Linked DNA regions of Homo sapiens: region 2 is linked to region 1. A link is a loop called in an ENCODE intact Hi-C map of the cell type or tissue named here. Cell type or tissue: thyroid gland. All regions are shown on one strand. Each heading gives the region's core, and the rest is flanking DNA. Links, peaks and the distances in the headings are about the cores only.

The links. A loop is a pair of places that touch in the nucleus more often than their neighbours do. Peaks named below come from ENCODE experiments on the same cell type or tissue, not always from the same donor. Only the 100,000 strongest peaks of a DNase experiment are listed, where the experiment ranks them.
Region 2: a loop joins it to region 1, with 2.0 times the contacts of the local background. A loop is called at or near these places in 3 of 110 quality-filtered maps.

What each region holds. Positions count from the first base shown.
Region 1 is chr14:104,974,970-104,977,860 of GRCh38, forward strand. All of the region lies in intron 1 of AHNAK2 (AHNAK nucleoprotein 2), which reads right to left. Among named protein-coding and RNA genes, the nearest start is that of AHNAK2, 2.0 kb to the right of the region's middle. RefSeq lists an enhancer at 783-862 and a silencer at 1,063-1,282. In thyroid gland, for the core only: a CTCF peak has its summit at 1,313 (motif pointing right); a DNase peak (open chromatin) is centred at 1,362; H3K4me3 peaks cover 6 bases.
Region 2 is chr14:104,825,040-104,827,930 of GRCh38, forward strand. No RefSeq gene overlaps it. Among named protein-coding and RNA genes, the nearest start is that of VESTAR, 5.3 kb to the left of the region's middle. RefSeq lists a silencer at 1,508-1,677 and enhancers at 1,827-2,612, 2,613-2,891. In thyroid gland, for the core only: CTCF peaks have their summits at 1,549 (motif pointing left) and 2,752 (motif pointing right); DNase peaks (open chromatin) are centred at 822, 1,572 and 2,402; H3K4me3 peaks cover 2,015 bases; H3K27ac peaks cover 560 bases.

The sequences.
Region 1 (2,891 bases), core at 235-2,734:
CATAGGTGTCACAAGAGGAAGGACACAGAGCGGGCCAGAGTCTAAGGGAGAGCTGGGAGTGGGCCCAGCAACCCAGGGGACTTCCCAGAAGAGGCAGCTCCTAGCCCAGCCCAGGACAGAAGAGCTTGGCCAAATGGAGAGAAGGCAATGAGGGCATTCCTGTTGTAGGCCCAGCCACGACGAGCCCGGATGGGAGTGGGCACTCAGCTTCCTGGGCATGGAGAAGGCCGGGAGGGAGCGGGCTCCTGGGGCATTGGAACTGGAGGCTCTGCGGGCTTGACCCTCCTGTCCACTTCTGAGCCTCACCCCCTTCCCTGAGCTGCACCAGGTGGGCACTGCCTGAGGCTTGGGGCAGGAGCCAGAGGCCAGCAGGCAGCCCAGCCTCCCTCCCTGGTGGTCCAGCTTCTGTTTCCCCACCAGGGAAAGAGCTGGGGTTGTTAGGAACACACTTACAGCATCACTGTCGGTGGCTTCTGAGAGGCCACCTCACTGGAGGGCACTCCAGGATGCCCTCTGCTGCCTCCTCCTCAAGGCCCATTCCTGCCACTAGCGGCTACAGAGGGGCTCCTTTGCCTGCGGTCACCCTGCCTGGTGGGGCAGGGCAGAGCCAGCACCTGTCAGAACAGCATGTCACCGACCAAAGCGTGCGACATTCTGCTCTGGCCCCTAAGAGCCCAGGGAGTCACTGCGTCACTGTCCCCAGCCTCAGTGTCCTTGTCTGCAGAATGGGAATACAGCCCTCCCCCAGTGTAGATGACCCAGTCAGGGAGACACCAGGGTGGTGACAGACCCGCCCGCGCTGTCACTCGGCATCCCTGGCTGCGTGGAGCTAGCAGCACAGGCAGCTGCAATCACTCCTGACCCCGAATGTGAGGTCCTGACCCACATTTGCAGCCTGAGGCCCTGAAGAGGGCACCAGCGAGGCACAGAACAGCGAGACCACCTCCACAGCTGCCTTGCTTTGCACCCTTCTTGGGAAAGGGCCCAGCCATCTCATGACCCCCACCGCAGAGAAGAGACCACCCACACATCTTCGCATGGTATCACCACCTGGGGCCTTCCCAACACGGTGGTGCTTTCTTGGGGGGTCGTGGGAGGTGCTCAGGCCACACCGGGGCAGCAGGTGCAGGGTGGGGGCCGGGGCCGGGGAGGGGTTCCCTGTCTCCCCAGTTATCAGGGGCCCAGCTCTGCCCCTGGGAAAGAGGCAACCTGCCCCTGGAGTAGGCAAGAGTGTGACACCCAGAGCCCACTGGGAGTGAACTGGCTGGTGTTACAGTCGGCAGCGCTGCGTGGGGTGGTCCCAGCATGGCCACCAGGGGGCAGCCTCGGCACAAAAGCCGCCCAGGAGATGGCTCCCTGCTGGGCTGGTGCCTGGTGTGTCGGGCAGAGGGCAGGTTTGGACTGGACAGGAAGACGAGAGCAGGGGAGAGTCCGCCCATCTCCAGCCTGCTGAGAGGAAACTGCAGGTGGAAAAGGCCTGGACCAAATCCAGGCTGGGAAAGGCAGTAGTTGGCAGGGTGCTTGTCAGGAATGCACGTTCCTGGGCCGCAGGGTTGGGGAGGGTCTGGGAACCGGTGTGCTGGACAGAACTCCCAAGGTCTCTGATCTTGCAAGTCTCCTACCAAAGCTCCAGCGAGAGCCACTGACCTTATTCCCTAAGAGCGGATGGTTCCGTAGGCTGGACACAGGGAGGGACTGCCCCAGACGGGCTGGGAACCATGAAGCCAGCACAAGCCTCTGTGGAGGCAGGGGGTGGATGAGATGGTCCTGGACCCTGCAGCTTGGGAGTCTCTGGGTGCCCGTGAGTGAGGAGGAAGCAGAGCAGAAAGGCTGTGCAGGGAAGCTGGGGGCAGGGTAGTGGTCCCATGCCTGGGGGCCCTGCCCTTCTCCCTCTGAGGAGGTCGACCTGCAGCCATGTGGGCAGGGCCAGTCATAGTGAAAGAGGAGGGGGCCAGGGGCCTCCAGCCCACCGGAGCCATCATCCTCCCGCTGCTGTGCCCAAACACCTTGGGCTCCCATCTGCGACACCGTGAAGCAGGTGCTGTAGGGGCCTCCCTGCTCTGGAGCCCCCCAGACAAGCCTCCCACCCTAAGTGCGCACCAGACAGACAGGCCACAGGAGGGGCCTTGGTAGTGCCTGCTGCAGCTGGGGGGCATGCCCAGGCCAGGGGCACCCCTCTCACCTGCAGCATTGTCGGCACCATTAGCATTGACCTGTTTTCCCCAAGGAGTGGGGTCCAGCCTGCACCAGTGCCGGCCAGCCCAACCCCCTGGCCAGTGGCTGCCAATGCCCTGGGTGTGGTCAGCTGCAGCAGCATAGACCCAGCGCCCAAGGGACTGCCCTGCCCCCCTCAGCCCTGCCCTCCAAGATGCTGAGACACCCAGGCCCCGGAACCAGGCCCAGTGCAGGGACAGACACACAAAGAGCAGCAGGTACACATGCCGTAGCCTGCGGCTCAGAGGGAGGCTACTGACCATCCCTGGGGGCATGCCAGTAGGTAGCACCCACTTTCCCTTGCCCAGCACTGCGGGACCCTGTGGCCTGACTTTGACCCCATTCAGGCCCCTCACCAGGCCCCAGACCTCAGGCCTAGCCCTGCCACAGCCTCCACCTAGCCAGCGACCCCACCACACAGCCACACAGTAGACGCAGCCCAGCCCTGCCTGGAAGCCCCGGACCAAAGTGGAGAGCCCAGACTCCTGGACCAGCCTGGCTGCTCTCCCGCAAAGCAGGTGAGAGGGCAAGCCTGGTGCAGGTGCCCCGGGTCCCGGCGGCCCCGGCTTTCACGCCCCTTGCAGACACCAGCCCTGCTCCAGAGTGCGGTAGCACCTCCCAGGAGGCCGCCTCTCGACCAGACAGCGTCCCAGGAGCGGGGCAGGAGCGAGAAGGAG
Region 2 (2,891 bases), core at 291-2,790, 150 kb before region 1:
TGCATAGGTGGTGGAAAGATGGATGTTTAAAGATGGTTGGCTAGGAAGATAATTGGATGGATGGAGGATCCCCCAGGGTTGCTACCTGAGCAAACTCTGGGAGGTTTGGAAATCTTGATCACAGGGGTCTGTGGGCCTGTCCTGTGGATGAGAAGTCAAGACTGGAGAGGCTTTGACCTGGGCTGGTTTTAGGGATAGGGGCCACTGTGAGGACAGAGATGCAGAGGCACAGACAAGGAACTGGGTGGAGGTGCACTCTGCAGGATTTCTGGTGTCTGATGGAGATGGTTATTTGTGGACTCCAGATGATTCTAGAAGTCCCCAAGACTCTTCTGGGTGGGATTCATGAAGGCAGGTGGCAGGTTCCCCAGCTTAAAAGCCAATAGAAAAGTAAAGAATCGGGCCGGGCACGGTGGCTCACGCCTGTAATCCCAGCACTTTGGGAGGCCAAGGCGGGCAGATTACGAGGTCAGGAGATAGAGACCGTCCTGGCTATCACGGTGAAACCCCATCTCTACTAAAAATACAAAAAAATTAGCCAGGCGTGGTGGTGGGTGCTTGTAGTCCCAGCTACTCAGGAGGCTGAGGCAGGAGAATGGCGGGACCCGGGAGGCGGAGCTTGCAGTGAGCCGAGATGGTGCCACTGCACTCCAGCCTGGGCGACAGAGTCAGACTCCGTCTCTTAAGGAAAGAAAAGAATCGGAATGACAGATACCGGCAGTCTGAGGATTGGCGGAGATGGCCTCGCTGACTGGGAATATTTGAGCAGAGGCAGGAAATGGCTGGGGCGGAGGGACTGGCAGGAGCAGAAGCCTGATGTGGGGCTTGGGGCGTGCTGGGGCGTAGCGAAGTGGCAGGAGATCCCGGAGCACCGGCAGGGAGGGGAGCCAGAGGGAGAGGAAGGTGTGGAGGCCTTATGGAGCTCTCCTGGGGTCTTGGATGTTCACTCCGAGTGCGATGGGAGCTGCAGGAAGGTTTGATCCCCGGAGAGACCAGATCGGGCTTGAGCTCTGACCGCAACCCCTGGCGCTGGTTGGAGGGCACACGGGCAAGGCGGTGGTGGGAGCGCTGCGGCAGTGCAAGACCACAGAGCAGGGGGATATGCGGGGGGTGGGCTGGGAGGGCTAGGTGGGGCGTCTGACGAGGCTGGGGAACTCCTGTTCTTAAGCTCAGGCCGGGGTGAGCACTGTCCCTAGGAGGGTGTGGCCAATCCTCGCCCTCAAGGCACTGCGGCATGAATGAAGCGCTTTAAAGGGAGTTCCCAAAATGAAATCCCTAAGCGAAAGGTCTGGTCCTTCTGGGAAGCGGAGCAGACTGCGACAGCTGGCGTTGGAGCGGGGGGCGGTCCCAAGTCATCCTCAGGCCACCCGTGGCCAGCCCCAAGCTCTCTGCGGCGAGGAGCGCTAGCCCCAGAGCCTGGCGTCCTGCTGGGGAGGCGCCTTTCCCGCGGCGCTGGGCGCCCTGGGCATCCGGGAGGAGCACCCGTCCCGCCCTCTCCCCGCGCCCGGCTCCGCACTCCCCGCCAGCCCTGCGCCCCGCTCCCCGCGCGCCCCCTGGCGGCAAACTTCGCAATGGCTCCCGCCGCGCTCTGCTTTTCGGGGTTGCCGGAGGGGCGGGGCTGCCGGAGGGGCGGGGCTGCCGGAGGGGGCGGGGCTGCCGGAGGGGGCGGGGCTGCCGGAGGGGCGGGGCTCGAGTGGGAATGCAACCCTTGGACACGGTGGATCCTGGGAATCTAACCTTCCGTCCCGGGGCTGATGAGCTCCAGCCCTGCCCCAGGAACTGTGCTGGGGGCCCCTGGGGATGGGGACGCAAGCTCAGAGGGCGGAGACCTCGGGCGCCCCGGCTTCGTCCGCAAGGCGAGACGGGCCGCAGGGGACTGCTAGGGTCTGCAGGGGGGTCTGCGGGGGTGAGGGGGCGGGTGGGCTCGGAGGATGGCCCCGGGCTCCCAGGGAAGCTGGAAGGGCGTCGGGGGAGGTGACGGCGCGGAGACCTCGGACTCTCAGTCCTGCAGGGGCCGCGGACACAGGTGGGGAGGAGTGGGGGAGTTTTTCCCTGGGAGAAATGGGAAGCGTCGAAGGATTTTAAGGAGTGCGGCTGGTCGGGTTTGCATTCGGGGAGGTCGCTTTGTCTCTTGAGTGGAGAATGAGGAGGTGGCAACAGCAGGGGAGTCACCGGGAGGCTGCTCGGGTCCAGCTCAAAAACGCCAGGCCCGCCCCCGCCCCGCAGGTCCGCGGGAAGGAAGGAAAAGGCGTTGGGGATGCGTAGGAGGCAGAGGCCTTGGTGGTCGATCCGGTGTGGAGTGGGGCAGGGGCTGCGAGGAGGGCGCCCAGGACTGGTATCAGTGAACAGTGACGGTGGGGCAGGGCGGTGACCTTAGCACCAGCGCTTCGGTGGGGGGGAGGAAGCACCTGAGCCGCGGAGAAAGGCCTGCGTGAGGTGGGCACAGGCTGGCGTTGAAGCCCTGGGGTGGACTCACGTCCAGGGGAGGGCGGTGCTTCACACGTCCCAGGCACTGTCTTGTGTGGCCCCAAGTGCTGTCTGAATCTCTCCTGCGTCTTGGGCCCCAGCACCAACAGCCGTCGCCCTGGAGCCAGGCAGCAGCCTTAAGCTTCCCTGGGAGGCTGACTGGCTGGGAGCAGGGAGGTCCCATCGGGGAAGTAGGGGCGTGCAGGGGGCTTGGCGCCTGCAGTCCTGGAGGGGCAGGGCAGATGATAAGGCTAAGTACCTCCTGTCCTTTGCTCAGCCAGCCACTAGGAGGAGGCCGCAGAGAAGAAGCCGCCAGGGGCTGGGGGAGGCCAGGGACGGGGCAGGGAGGAGGGGCTGGGCTGAATGCAGGTGCCCCAGGAGCTGCGGGCTCTCCTTCCACAGGTTCGTGTCTGGTACACGGCTGG